Linked DNA regions of Homo sapiens: region 2 is linked to region 1. A link is a loop called in an ENCODE intact Hi-C map of the cell type or tissue named here. Cell type or tissue: Caco-2. All regions are shown on one strand.

Region 1 (8,000 bases):
AGAAGAATATAAGTCATTCTAACATAAAGACACATACATGTGAATGTTCATTGCAGCACTGTTCACAACAGCAAAGACATGGAATCAACATAAATGCCTATCAATGACAGACAGGGTAAAGAAAATGTAGTACATATATAGCATGAAATAGTATGTGCCATAAAAAGAACAAGATCATGTCTTTTGTGGGAATATGAATGAAGCTGGAGGCCATTATCCTTAGCAAACCAACACAGGAACAGAAAACCAAATACTGTAGGTTCTCACTTACAAGTGGGAGATGAATGATGAAAACTCATGAACATAAAGAAGGGAACCACAGACACTGGAGTCTACTTGAGTGTGGAGGGTGGCAGGAGGCAGAGGAGCAGAAAAAATAACTATTGGGTACTATGTTTAATACTTGGGTGATGAAATAATCTATACAATAAACCCCTGTGACACGAGTTTACCTACATAACAAACCTTCACGTGTACCCCCAAACCTAAAAGTCAAAATAAATAAATCCATAAAAAGAAAAATGAGCAAGAGAATCATTGGCCACAGCAGTGGTTTTCTAGCTCTGCAGTTTCTTTTTCTCTCACTAGCATATCCTAGGATGACATCCACTAATTCACACAGCCAGGAAGCAGAAGAGTAGAGTTAACATAAACCAAGCTTTTAGTAGTACCGTCATATGTCACTTACTGATGGGGATATGTTCTGAGAAATGTGTCATCAGGTCATTTTGCCATTGTGTGAACATGATAGAGTGTACTAACACAAACCTATATGGGATAGCCTACTATACGTCTTGGCTAGATGGCATAGCCTATTGTTCCTAGACCACAAACCTGTACAGCATGTTACTGTAGTCAATACTGAAGGCAACTTGTAACATAATAGTAAGCATCTGTGTATCTAAACATAGAAAAGGTACGGTAAAAATACAAAATAAAAGATAAAAAATGATACACCTGTAGAGGGCACTTACCATGAATGGAACTTGCAGGACTAGAACTTGCTCTGGGTGAGTCAGTGAGTGAGCAGTGAGTGAATGTGAAGACCCAGAACATCACTGTATAATACTGTAGAATATAAATACTATATACTTGGCTACACTTAATTTATACAATAATTTTTCTTTATTCAATGTTATTTTACTGTAACTTTATAAACTTTTAAAATAACTCTTTGAATCTTTTGTAATAATACTTCACTTAAAATACATTTTGTAGCTGTACTAAAATATATTTTTTCTTTATATTCTTATTCTATAAGCTTTTCTTCTATTTCTTAAATTTTTTATTTTATATTTTTTCACTTTTTACACTTTTTTTGGTGAAAACTAAGACACAAGCACACACATTAGCCTAGGCCTATACAGGGTCAGGATCATCAATATCACTGTCTTTCACCTTCACAACCTGTCCCACTGGAAGGTTTTCAGGAATGGTAACATGCATGGAGCTGTCATCTCCTATGATAACCATGCCTTCCTCTGGAATCCCTTCTGCAGGACCTGCCTGAGGCTGTTTTATAGGTAACTTTTAATTTTTTTTTCAAATAAGTAGAAGGACACTTTAAAATAAGTATAGTATAGTAAATACATAAACCAGTAACATAGTAGTTTATCATCATTGTCAAGTATTATACACTGTACATAGTTGTATGTGCTGTACTATTATGTGACTGGCAGCGCAGTAGGTTTACTGACAGCAGCATCACCGCAGACCCGTGAATAATGCATTGTGCTATATGACAGTGTGATGGCTGTGGTATCACTAGGGGATAGGATTTTTTCAGCCCCATTATAGTTTTATAGGACTGCCGTTGTATATGCAGTATACATGCAGTCCATTGTTGACTGAAACATTGTCATGTGGTGCATGACGCTATTGGTAAAGTACCCAGAGACTCTTTGGAGAGAGCAGCAGGAACTAAGATCAAAAACATTTTCTTCAGGGCTGCTCAGGCTGAAATATTTACTTTTTTAAACCACCAATCTGCTTTCAAAATTCTACTAATCATTCAAGGCCCAGTTATAAAGGGCTCTTTTCTTCACATTTGCATAGTTGGCATTACTTACAGGTGTATTCATCTATATCTACTTTCCCAGTTAAAACTATCAACTTGTATCAAAGGCTATGTCTAGAAGCAAACAATCACATGCATAAACCAAGTTCTGAGCCTCATTTATGCATTTAACCACCACACTTTTAACTGATAGTGAGTGACCCTAAAGGCCTGTGTAGTAATTTGGAAAATGCTGAGGCAGGGTCTAGAACTGATCATGTTGTGAGGTGCTGGGCAGCGGCAAGCCACTTAGCTGCCTGGTAAACCTTGCTGCATCTCAGTGGGATATGACTGTCTGCTATGCATTAGCTCCCTTAGCTAGAAATTTTGTTACAGTGAAAAAACAACTTTAATTTGTGTGTGTGTGAGAAAAATATCACTCCAAATAAAGCCAACTGCTTCTGCTGGTTCAGACAAGGAGGAGTCAGAAGTAGCTTTAAAACCAGAGAGATCCTAGGTTAAGGTCAGCAAAATATGGCATGTGTCTCACCAGCCTTTTCTTTCAAGCCCATGACAGATATTGGAAGTTGATTAGCTTTTCTTTCCTGCTAAATTCAGCCCCTGCCTCACAAATCTTCTGAGCCTCTCTAGGCAGTCTCCACCAAGACATCAAATTGGGTACTTAAAATGATACCTGTTACCTATCCTTGAGTTTGTTCAAAGTAATTTCTCTCAAATTGCCTTTCATCCTTTTTTTGCATGACCCAGTTCAAACTTTCTGGCCTTATTATGTTCTTTTCCAATTTTAGGTAGCTATGTTTTGATTGCTTTTACTTTTCAATTGACTTATGTTGTTTATGAGACACTACAGCAGCTACTACTATAGCTTAGTTACTAAATTCTGATAGTTGGCACATACACATTTCTCTGGCTTTGTGACAATTTGTGATTAGGCATTTTAAAAATTCTGATTGGTTGAAGTTGCTTGTGGTCCAAGTCAGTTTTGCTCACTGACATGTAGCTTTGAATAACTACCCTTGCAGTAGTCATATTGCATGTGTTTTATATTACATAAAATTCGTTTTTGTTCTATGAATATCTGACAATCTTTTAGCTCAATTCTATAAATGCAATGTCTCAAAACAGGTTTTCTTTAAAAAGTAGCTGCAAATATATTTTAACTGATGTTGTATAGTTTGTGCAAATTACACTTAAATAAGTGAACTGGGATTTTGTTCACATATAAATAATTACTATGATTTAGTCTGAGGCTTGTAGCTTCTTAAGAATTTTGCACCTGTGAGGCTCTAGGTAGATATCTATTCACGTTATGGTGTCTGTGATTCTGGACAAAGTGAAAAAATGTTGGTTCTTGGTTGAATTTAACAGTCTAATTTATTCCAAATTATTTTTAGCTAGCATTCTGTCCTTGACCAGAGCTAGCTTTACCATATGCGCTCGATGGAACAAAAAAAGTGACTCATAAATTTTCAGTGAATGCTTTGGTTCACTCTACAATGGCTCATCAAATAAAAGACAAAACTTTAGTGAATGCTTAACCAGCAGTTATCTGTGGTTGGGGATAAGCCTAGGAAACTCATGACTGAGTCTCTATGCAAATACAACTTAAAGTCAGAAGGCGGAACAGTCATTTCACTGAAGCATGAGGAGTTAAAGGCTTATCTGTCATCACTGAACCACACTTTTGTGGAGTAAATAATATGCTATGGGTTTGTTCATGTGTTGAGGGATTAGCCAAGGTCTCTACACAGAGCTCTTGTAAGTGGCAAAAATCCGCTATGTTGAGTATTGAGCACTCTGTTAGTTCTTTAGCAAATGAAATAAAATATGGAAATCATTGATCTCTTTCAGTATGTTTGAGTGACTACTTTGTGCTGGGCATTATTGAAGTGAAACAAATATATTTTTTTCTTTTTTTGTAGCACATGTGATTAAGATGTGATATTTCTGAGGAAGTTTCTCCTGCTCAAATGTACTTCATTCAAGAGATTTATTGAACATGCCATATGTACCAGCTATTGTGCTAGGTGCTGGTGATATAACATGTATAATAAAGAAACAAATTTTGTGATGATTTGATTACAGATGCTATGAAGGAAAATCAATGCATAAATGAGTAACAGCAGGGCATGGCCAGGCCTATGTGATCAGGAAAAGCCTTGATTTTATATCTGAAGGAGAATGAGTACGAGTTAACTAGCTAAGTAGGGAATGCATTTCAGGGAAAATGAGCACTAAGAGCTAAAGCTCAGTAGTAGAAAGGAGTATAGAGCCAAAGAAGCTGTTGAGAAAGCCAACCCAGGTCTTTGTGTCTGAGCACAGGGGACACAGAGTGGTATGAGAAGAGACTGACCAGTGGGCAGGGCCATGTCAGACATACCATGTATTTCACCATTTGTTTTAACAGCTACATCATGAACATGTTCCAAGCAAGCCATGCGAATCTCATTTTGAGAAGGTCACCGAGATTTTGGGGGGCTGAAAGGCCATTAGAAGGGGATGTCAGTGTATGGGGGAGAGCAGCTGGGAAGCCACTGTGAAAACCAGGCAAGAAGTGATGCCAGTTTTGACTAGGACAATTCAAAATACCCGAAACCATCGTTAATCTCTCCTCTGAGTTAAGGAGGAATAAAGTTCCTGTAAAGTTGTTTTCTGGGAGGTAGATGGTCACTTTGCACTCACCTTTACCATTCATAGAAAGGTTTAGCAGATCAGTCCTGATAAGAAAGAAGCCGGCCGGGCGCGGTGGCTCACGCCTGTAATCCCAGCACTTTGGGAGGCCGAGGCGGGTGGATCACGAGGTCAGGAGATCGAGACCATCCTGGCTAACACGGTGAAACCCCGTCTCTACTAAAAATACAAAAAATTAGCCGGGCGAGGTGGCGGGCGCCTGTAGTCCCAGCTACTCGGGAGGCTGAGGCAGGAGAATGGCGTAAACCCCAGGGGGCGGAGCCTGCAGTGAGCCGAGATTGCGCCACTGCACTCCAGCCTGGGCGACAGCGAGACTCCGTCTCAAAAAAAAAAAAAAAAAAAAAAAAAAAAAGAAAGAAGCCCCAGAGGATGGGCCTCAGGTTAGCAAATAGTGGAAACCAGAATCCTTGTTTGGAGGCACGGTCTGCACAGGTGTGGTAGGTGAAGCTTGGCAGCTGGGAGTTAGCAGATGCTCCTCAGACCTCACACCTGATAGTGCCAATCAATCTGGTGCTAATCCGAACACAGGAAAGGATACAGAGAGGCCCAGAGAGCCGGCCCTATCACTTCTCTATGTTGCTGAGTGTTTGCTCTACCGTGTGTTTCATGAATTCACAGAGACACTTTAAAAATTATAATAACAAGAAAATGTGGTATATATACACAATGGACTACCATTTAGCCATAAAACGAATCAAAGCTTGTGATTTTTGGCAACGTGAATGAGCCTGGAACACTTTATGTTAAGCAAAAGATAAATATCATATCGTCTCACTCATATGTGGAAGCTGAAAAAGTTGAGCTCATGGAAGTAGAGAGTAGAATTGTGGTTATTAGAGGCTGGGAAGGGGATTGGGGAGGAGAGGACAGGGAGAGATTGATTAATGGACAAAAAAATGACAGCCAGATAGGAATAAGTTCTGGTGTTATGCACTACTGTAGGGTGAATAAGGCTAACTATGATATATGTTTACAAAAAGCTAGAAGAGAATTTTGAATGTTCACAGCACAAAGAAATGATAAATGTTTCAGGGCATGGTTATGCTAATTACCCTGATTTGAACATTAAACATTGTATACATATATCAGAATATCGCTCTGTATCTCATAAATATGTATGATTATTATGTGTCAACTGAAAAGGAAAAAATAAATAAAAAAGTATAATGATAAAGGGTAGAACTGGAAGGGATGCAGAGATCATCTAATGGAGTGGTTCTCAAAGTGCGGTCCAGAAACTTCTGCTTCCAGGAAGATGGAGATGTCCTTTTCCCTATTCTCCTGGTAAGTACAGATAAATACCCTGGATGTTTTTCATTTTCAAGTTTTTTAAATTTTTATTTTAAACCGATGAATAATTGTACATATTTATGGGTCCAATGTGATGTTTTGATATACATTGTAGAATGAGTATATCTAGCTAATTAATGTGTCCATCACTTCAAATGTGTATTTCTTTGTGGTGAGAACATTTAAAATGTATTTTTTTAGAAATCTGAAATATACATGATTATTAACTATGGTCACCATGCTGTGCAATAGATCTTGAAAACGTATTTCAAGATCTATTACTAACTGAAACTTAGTACCCTCTGGTCAACATCTCCCCATTCTGCACTACCCATCCCCAAGCCCTGACAACCACCATTCTACTCTCTATTTCTTTAAGTTTGACTTTTTAAAGATTCTGCAAATCAGTGAGATAATACAGTATGTGTCTTTCTGTGTCTGGCTTACTTCACTTAGCATTAAGCCTGCACATTTTTAGAGAAAGCAAACATGAGACTCTGAAGGGTAGAAAAAGAAGGGAGGCTGACTAGAGAGCTCAAGAATGACTCCTTAGGGAATGATGAGTTCCCTAGTTTTCTTTTTGACTCATATACAGACTTAGAGCTGAAGACACTTGCAACCTGAAAACATCAACAGCCACACACAAAACAAAAACAAACCCAAACCCAAAAATGTTCTGCTCTTGGGCCTGGAAAGGGGCATCCCAGCAAGACAGAGAACTTATAGACAATAATCATTATATTCTAGGCAAAGTATGGTACCTGGACCAAGCAGCATCAGCATCACCTGGGAACTTATTAGAAATGCAAATTCGCAGGCCCCACCCCAGACTTACCGAATCAGAAACTTGGGTCTGGAGCCCAGTAGTCTGTGTTTAATGAGTCCTGTGGGAGATTCTGATGTGTGCTCAAGGTTGGGAACTGCTGGTGGGGTACAGCTGGTCTTTTGTTTGACAGCAGAAACTCCGGTTGATTTCCCCCAGGTGATAGTTTGTGAGTAGTCTAGCGCTTGTTCTAGATTTGCCTAGAATGACTCTTCTAGTGCTAAAATCTAAGGTGAACAGAGAAAATTTTATTTTTTATTTTACAAATGTTTTTATTTTAGATCCAGGGGATAAAATGCTTATTTGTTACATGGATATATTGTGTCATGGCGGAGAATGGCTTTCTAGTAAAACAGAGAATTTTCAATAAAACATAAATTAAGTGGTAACAAATGTTAGTATGTGTATTGTTTTAATTAAGTGCTTGGCACATAGTGGATTCTAGATAAATATTTGTTGAATGTTGAACATATTGTAAGTCTTTGATTCAGTTATAGTTTCAGAGAAGATGCTGAAAGAAAGAGGATCTTTTGGAAAACCTCAGTCAGCATCTGCAAATCATCTACAGCATCTATGAACCTGTCCCAGCAAAGATGGCTGCCGCAGGCAAATGGGTTGCACAATGTTCTTTCACATGCCTGGTCTCTTTTTTCTCAATATAAGGCTTTATACATACATGACATCATATCATGCCAGAATTTCTCAACTCTACACTATCACCTTTTCCTAGATTCCTGTAGTTCAAGCACTAAGTCTATTCTCCAGGTTACTTAGAAGGTGATTTTTAAAAAATAGTGCAGTTTTGTAATTGTCCCTCCATTGGATCTTAGCCCCAGACCACATTTACATCATTAAACCTTTGGTTTAATTGGACAAGAGCAAAGCATAAATGTCTGCTGCTTGAAAAATAAACATTTCTGTATTGTCTAGATGTTTATCTCAACATATAGTTACAATTACTCAGAGACTAAATGGGGTTTTAAAATTTATTTAAAAAGTCGTGGCTGCTAGGATAAACTGAAAAAAGCCAAGTTTGAATCCAAACTTTATTTTTACAAGTAGTTTTCTAACAACCCTTAAGGGGTTCTGGGTAACCCCTTAGGTATGAGGAGAGCTCAACAGTGACTAAATTGGGTAGGACAATGAGGCACTTTGACCCTGCAGATGCCAGGGACCTAC
Region 2 (8,000 bases), 230 kb before region 1:
TACAAGTAAGGAAACTGAGGCTTGGGGGGCAACTACAGTAATGCCACATGGCAAGCATTGGCGCTAAAGCTAGAATCCAAGTTTTGGTCTAAATGCCCTATGCTATCTCCATGAAAGCAGTGCTTTGCATGAGAAGTCCTCAAGTTTTAGTTTGAGGGAGGTGGGCTGTAAATCAATGTGAAGCCATTGATAAACACTGATTATCTACAAATGTTACTAACTTCCTGGCCTTTTTTCTTTTCTTTGCTTTTCTTTTTCTTTTTTTCTTTTTTTTTTGAGAAAGAGTTTTGCTCTTGTTGCCCAGGCTGGAGTGCAATGGTGTGATCTCAGCTCACCGCAACCTCTGCCTCCCGGGTTCAAGCGATTCTCCTGCCTTAGCCTCCTGAGTAGCTGGGATTACAGGCATGCGCCACTACGCCCGGCTAATTTTGTATTTTTAGTAGAGACGGGGTTTCTCCATGTTGGTCAGGCTGGTCTTGAACTCCTGACCTCAAGTGATCCACCTGCCTCGGCTTCCCAAAGTGCTGAGATTACAGGCGTGAGCCACCATGCCTGGCCCCTGCTTTTTTCTTTAATCTTCGCTCTTGACAAATCATAGTGAAATGTCTTGGGTTCATTGTCTTGGGAAGTCTGAGGTCTAGGGCCCCCTTTTGATGGAGGTGGAAGGCATTTACATGGTGAGAGGGCCAGTGGATACCATCTCAGGTCTCTCTTGCTCTTCTTACAGAGCCACTAGTCCTACTGAATTAGGGCCTCATCCTTATGATCTCATTTAAGTTTAGTTACCGCCTAAAAACCTATGTCTAGATATAATCCCACTGGGAATTATATTTTCAACACATAAACTTCTGGGGACACATTCAAACCATAGCATGACTTTTGATTTTGAAGGCTGACCTGGGTCTGTCCGATGTGTCCTCATGGCCAGACTCAAGCCGTGCACTCCTGGAAGACTTCCAGAAAATTATGCTGTGCTCTTCCTGATGCAGAATGTAGATTCTTCCCTTGGTGTTACCTTGACCACTTTGTCAAGTTGGTTTCTGTCATATTTCTCCTCCAAAAAGCCACTGTTTTTTCCATTGTGATTAATGAGTATTTTGTAGGGAGATATTCTGGCATTGTACCAATATCCTGTTCCTCACTGAACCTTTACCCACCATCCTTAGCAATTATTGACATCTTCCTCTATCATGGTTGCCACATCATAGAATAAGATCTATAATCTCCCATTTCTGTCATCCTATCTACTTTTATTAGTTGGCATTCACTGTAAGGAAGGGCTTTCCCTTCTCACCCACTTGTTTATTTATATCTTTAAGGCCTCATAGATTCTCATTTTATCCAATGGATTGTAAATCATCACTATCATTATTTATTTCAAAGGTCAAATTTTCCAAATTTGGCCAGTGAAACTCCCTTCAGGCTGGCTCCCAAGTCCTTTTGACACGTCTGTATCAATCTTTGAATACTTCTTTACTTTCTGAAACAAGATATTCCAAACCCACCTTATACTTCGTACTTATTTATTTAATTATTTATACGCTAAGGTCTCATTGATTCCCATTTTATTGAATGGCTGTAACCCATCACTATCATTATCTATTTTAAAGTAACTGCTATTTTACCTCTAGTCTCATTTCCCTAAAATTCATCCAATATTTGCACCAGATTAATCTTCTAAAAGCATAGCTACTGTCCTTATTTTTTGACCATGCTGGCATCTTTGAAGAAGCAGGAAAAAACCCAAGCTTCTCATCCAGCATTCAAGACGCTCCCCACTCTGTCCCCATTTGCCCTGGCCATCAAGTTTCCCAAGACTCTCTGATGTGTTTCTCCGTGGATGTTATGAGCACCTCCTCATCCTCTCATCCTCCCTCCCTCCCTCCCTTCTTTTTTCTCTCCTCCCTCCCTCCCTCCCTCCCCTCCCTCCCTCCCTCCCTTCCTTCCTTCCTTTTCCTTTCTTCCTCCCTCCCTTCCTTTTCCTTCCCTCCTTCCTTCCTTTTCCTTCCTTCCTTCCTTCCCTCCTTCCTTCCTTTTCCTTCCTTCCTTCCTTTTCCTTCCTCCCTCCCTTCCTTCCTTTTCCTTCCTCCCTCCCTCCCTTCCTCCCTCCCTTCCTTCCTTCCCTCCTTCCTTCTTTCCTTCCTTTTCCTTCCTTCCTTCCTTCTTTCCTCCCTCCCTCCCTCCATCCCTCCATCCCTCCCTTCCTCCCTTCCTCCTTTCCTCCTTTCCATACTTATCTAGAAGCTGCAATGTGTCAGGCACTGAACTAGGCACTGAGGACAGAGCAGTGAATGAAATGAAGTTCTTGCTGTCATGGAGCTTGTCCTGGAAAGAGACAGTAATCACACAAATACATATGCATCAGGTAATAGTAAATGTTGTGAGAAAGAATAAAGCAGAGTAAGGGGATAGAGTGAATGGTGCGTGATTGAGGGTGTGTCTATCTCTCTTTCTACCTGTGTGTGTGGATGCACAAGCGATATTTTACACAGGGCACATCTAGAACTTCCCTACCTTCACACCTCCTTCGCTCATATCATTCCTTCTATTTGGCATTTTCTTCCTTGTTGATACTTGAGCTTGAACTTCAAGAAATAAGGTTTTCCAGTCCTCATGACGTCTTCTCTGATTGCCCCAGACCCAGTGATCCTTCTCTGAACAACAACAAAAAGCAAGTAGAAAACATGGGTCTGTATATACAGCATGTTATATTGAAGTGATAAAGTTATACTGCGAAGCATTATAATTTATATATATAATAAATTATATATATTATAATTATATATAATATATATATCTATTCCTCTTTCTATCTTATCTCTGTAGCACATAGTAGATGCTTGATCAGTTTGAATTAAAACATAAATAAAAGGACCCGTGAAGATGAGAGAGATGGGAAATATGGCGGACTTTTAGAAGTTAGTGAAAAGATTGTGACTTTTTCTAGAACCTTTGGCTATGATCTCACGCCACTGCAGCATCTGCAAGTTTGAGGATTCTAGAGCTAGGGTTTTATTTTCTAATTTCATAGATGGCAGATGACTGAATGACAGTTTCACATCATATTTTCATGTCAACTGCTCTTGATGGTTATTTCTGATTGATTTGACACCCTGGTGAATTCCTGCAGCAGATCTTTTTTGAAGTTTATTTTTTATTTTATATTTTAAGTTCCTAGGGTACATATACAGGCTGTACAGGTTTGTTACATAGGTAAACATGTGCCATGATGATTTTCCCTGCAGCAGATCTTGGAAAAAAAGAATTGCCATGTTAGAATTCAATGATGTTAGCCTGAAACAAGCAAGAAAGCAGACAGGCATATAACCAATCAACGCAGCCTCCTCCCTGCTATCGCACGTTCTTTTCTTTTTTTTTTTTTCATCCCCAAATAAACATAATACCTGTGACGTTTAAAGTCTAGGTCAGATACTGTCTGCCTGATGTAGCAATTCTCTCAGGCTGTATCTGCGATACCAGTGCGGCCGGTGAAGAGGGCGATGGTGAATTGCACCAATAATGCTGTAGGTGGCGCTGTGTACTTGATGCATGTGGCCAGCGTGTCTCGAAGATTTCTTTGGAGAACGGATGGCGTCTGGCATCGTTTTAGTTAAACGTGATCTGTCGGTTTAGTTTCTGTGGAGCAAGTCTGAGAAACAGATTAGCCAATTTCTGACCCTAAATGGAAGGTCAGACGTTCTGTGCTCAAATGTAGCATTCGCCGTACCCTGCATGATATCTCGGGCTGGGCATTGGAATGATGCTCATAGGCTGTGAAAATGACCCTAAGGTGTTTCTTCCGAGACTTTGCCGGGGCGTCTTGTCTGGGTTTTGTACTTGGAAGCAGAAACTACATTAGAGTCACATTCTAGGCCTCTGGAGGTTAGGGGGAGGTTGAGTTGAACATGACTCATCAGCTATCTTTAAGCAGCAAGGCCGTTTGGTGCTTTAACTGATGTAGCTCAATTTTTCAATCCAATATTGCCCTTTAAAGTGGGCCCCTGGTTGAATGAAGTCTTTATTGCCCTCATCCCATTCCCAAGTTTTTGGAGCTCTTTCTTTGTTAAAAACCTTTATGACCATTCAGGAAAATTGGCCTAGCGGCTCTGATTGTGTACTGCAGATCACCTAATAGGAGAAAATTGGGTGCTGACTATATCATTTGTCAGCCAAACTGCAGGATCTCGAATTCCTTAATTAAACTTGCAGGTTTCAGGTTTTAAAAAATGAATTCGTGTCTTCGTGTCTTATTTTTACAGATTTTGAACATGTAGAATTGAGAGAATTGAAGAGCACCTAAGAACTATGGACTAGATGACCTCCTAGTATATTACAATGCTAATTCCCTAAACACATTTACTAAAGGCATATCTGACTTCAGGTGTCTCTTATATATTCTTATATTTAAGAAAATATTCTCATGTATTTATATTGAAGGGAATGAGAGGATGCTTCCTATCACATTTCTCTGTGAAGTTATTAAAGATGAATTTGAATATTTTTACTTTTTTGTGTTGTTTTTAGATGACTTCCTCCTTTTACTTGTGACCAGTAGATGGCTCTATGGCTTTCCTTGAGTTAACAGGAGTTAGTTTGGTGCCTCTCAAAGTAGAAGGTTAGTTCAGTTTTGCCCTGGCCTGAGGGGAAATCTTGAGCTGTTTTTTCCAATCCCACAGGAGAGGAGGATGGCTGATGAAGGTTCTTTCCCTCCACCTAGAAAGATTTAAAGAGTACTGACCTGTCTTCGTCTGTTTTCTGTTGCTGTAACAGAGTACCATGAACCAGGTACCACCACCCTCCTACACCATCCCTACTCTCTGCCTCTGGATCTCTGAGAACCTTACGTTATGAGTGAATGTGTGTGGAGGGGGATTGTCCACTGGAGTCGTCAGATAATGACTAAGTCTGGGGGCTCACGTGGGCATCAGTCCTGTGGATGGTCACTGGGCAGTGTGCTGGCTACTGTTGATCAAAGGTCCTGCCCAGATGCCAGAGGGAAGGATGACTATTGTGACTCCTCAGCTCTGGCCATGTAGAACACTAATGGAGTCTGGAGTATCTGACTATCTGTAGCACTGACTCAGTTCTGTTTGTCTCCCTGGTGCTGGGGGTGACTGCTTAGAGGAGGTGGGGCGTGGGGGTGTATCTCTGGATGCTGTCTGTGTTTCTGTCCACATGGTCTCTCCAAATAAAGGCCCTTTGTGAATTGCCCTCATCACTTTTCTTTCATTGCTGTCATTCTAGGAGTGGGAACAACTGTGCCCAATCACATATATTCTTAAATCTTTTCACCATATTCTTGTGAGGTAAAAATTGCTAGTGCTCACTCATACCTGGTTCTCCTTTCCTCCCTGGCACAAGTGAAGTTGAAACTTACCAGCCCATCTTGTAGTTAGGTGGAGCCATGTGACCTGTTCTAGCCAATACAATTTGAATGGGAATAGTATTTCATATTTCCAGGCTGTTAGGGACTGAATTGTCTCACCCCATCCCCTCAACCCCATTGAAGCCCTAACTTCAATGGGATTGTATTTGGAGACAGTCTTTAAACAAGTAATTAAGGTTATAATGGTGAGGCCCTAATCCAATTGACTGGTGTCCTTATAAGAAAAGAAAGAAACAGTAGGGATCTGCACACTTCATGTGAGCATGCAGAGAGTAGGTGGCCATCGGCAAGCCACGGAGAGAAGCCTCCGGAGAAACCAAATCTCTCACACCTTGATCTCGGACTTCCAGCCTCCAGAGCTGTGAGAAATAAATTTCTGTTGTTTGAGCCACCCAGTCTACAGCATTTTATTATGGCAGCCCTAGCTGACTGATATACAGGCTGAGGAATTTAACAGTGAGTGTGAGTTCTCCATTCTCTCTTCCTCTCTTTATTGACCTTCAGGGGATCTGTATTCCAGATGATGTTGCTAAAAGCTAGAATGGGGAGGCCCAACCCAAATAACTTTTCTTGTGCCAATCCACTGATATTTCTGGTTCAGTTTTGCCGTAGTATAGCCCAGCATTCATCAGGCAGACCAACTCAACCTGTACCTCGCCTTTGAAAACAAAAGCTAAGCATGTGACCATTTGGCTCTGCAATTCCATGGGATGAATCCTCCTTCAGGCAATGGATGCCTCCTGTTTGGATGCATGAATGGGGTTGACTCACAACATAATTGAGAATATCAGGGTAAAAGAGTTGGTTAATTGATCGCAATATTATAGTGCTACAATTACATAGGGCCCCAAGCAATCTAAGCGGTTTCCTCTTAGTGTTCAAACAGCCCTCCAGATCTCAGAGACCTGATGAGATGCTTGAGGTGAAGGTCAAAGGCAAGGTGGGCCTCTGGCATTTCTCTCTTTAATAAGAACAAATCTACTTTTGTCTGTGTATGGTTTTGTGTGAGATTTAATTTAAACGAAGAGTTCTGTTGCTAAAGAAAATTTAAAAATCACTCTGGTGTTTCCATATTAAAAGAAATACAGATTTTATGAGTATATGAAGTTCTTGGAGCTTGAAGTTTAGTTTGATTCAGCCAGAGCTCTGTATTGATGGCTTCAAGATCATAAGCCTCAGTTCAGCTCAGTTCCTTGATCTAGTTGATCTGAAAAACTCTCTGACTCAAGGAAATAGATTTGCACAAAGTGCAAGAGTCATTGTAGGTCTTCATGTGTTAATGTTTTAAAAAGGTATTTATGAAAGACACCAATGGCATACGGTGATACAGCAGTAATAGTAAAACCATATCCTGAAAAGACACCTATGTGTTTCAAATGCTGCTACTCCCCATTCTGTGCAGACATGTCTAGATGATCACAGAATTTATTCCTGCAGAGCCCAGATATAGCCCTACAATTCTTCTCAGTACTCTGTTCTATGCAGCCCCTTCCCACTAATTCATGTTAACACATGAAATGAGACCCCATTTATCATCTTTATGCATAATTAATAATGATTTGGGGTTTGTTCATCTATGTCTTTGAATGCTGGGTTATAGAGCTGTGGTTGAGTTGGTCACTGAGTGATCAGTACTTCTTGAAGCCCATAATGCACATGATGACCATATGTTTAAAACTTAAATTAGGGATGTATTCTATCTTAAGATCCTAATGAGATTAATGTTTGAAATGAGAATGTATCAATCAGGACCCTGGCTTTATTTAGCTTTTTAGGTGGCTCCAGTTCTTTCTCAAGACCTCTCTCTTGATTTTAGCTACAATTTTTGTTTGTTTGTTTTGAGACAGGGTCTTGCTCTGTTGCCCAGGCTGGAGTTCAGTGGTGAGATCCATCTCAAAAAAAAAAAAAAAAAAAAAAAAAATATATATATATATATATATATATATATATATAATAAATAAAAAATAAAAAATATATATACACATAACACTATGAAGTAGAGTAAAATACAAGTAGGTTAGAAAATTGTAGCTGAAGGCTGGGTGTGGTGGCTCATGCCTGTAATCCAGCACTTTGGGAGGCCAAGGTGGGAGGATTGCTTGAGCCCAGGAGTTTGAGACCAGCCTGGGCAACATGACAAAACCTCATCTCTACAAAAAATGCAAAAATTAGCCAGGTGCAGTGGTGCACATCTGTAGTCCCAGCTACTTTGGAGGCTGAGGTGGGAGAGTCACCTAAGCCTGGGGAGGTTGAGGTTGCAGTAAGCCGTGGTTGTGCCACTGCACTCCAGCCTGGGCAACAGAGTGAGACCCTGTCTCAAAAAGCAAACAAACAAACAAGAAAATTGCAGTTGAGAGAAAGGTAGGATGAAGTGGGATGGGAGGTTAGGCACACACTGCCTGCCTTGTCCAAGGGAACTTGCCTGGGGCTTGGGCATACATTTGGCTTTAAGATGTTGATATTATATTATATTATTTTATTTTTTGAGGTAGAGTCTTGCTCTCTCACCCAGGCTGGAATGCAGTGGCGTGATCTCAGCTCACTACAATCTCCACCTCCTGGGCTTAAGCAATTCTCCTGCCTCAGCCTCCTGAGTAGCTGGGACTACAGGTGT

The links. A loop is a pair of places that touch in the nucleus more often than their neighbours do. Peaks named below come from ENCODE experiments on the same cell type or tissue, not always from the same donor. Only the 100,000 strongest peaks of a DNase experiment are listed, where the experiment ranks them.
Region 2: it touches region 1 in a loop (2.8-fold over the local background); 3 of 110 quality-filtered maps call a loop at or near these places.

The regions. Positions count from the first base shown.
Region 1 is chr15:45,939,841-45,947,840 of GRCh38, forward strand. No RefSeq gene overlaps it. Among named protein-coding and RNA genes, the nearest start is that of SQOR, 310 kb to the left of the region's middle. In Caco-2, no CTCF peak of the experiment used is centred here; a DNase peak (open chromatin) is centred at 3,611.
Region 2 is chr15:45,711,169-45,719,168 of GRCh38, forward strand. The region is part of intron 1 of LOC105370802 (a long non-coding RNA gene); the gene reads left to right. Among named protein-coding and RNA genes, the nearest start is that of SQOR, 80 kb to the left of the region's middle. RefSeq lists an enhancer at 3,743-4,037. In Caco-2, CTCF peaks have their summits at 3,529, 4,548 (motif pointing right) and 4,753; a DNase peak (open chromatin) is centred at 3,553.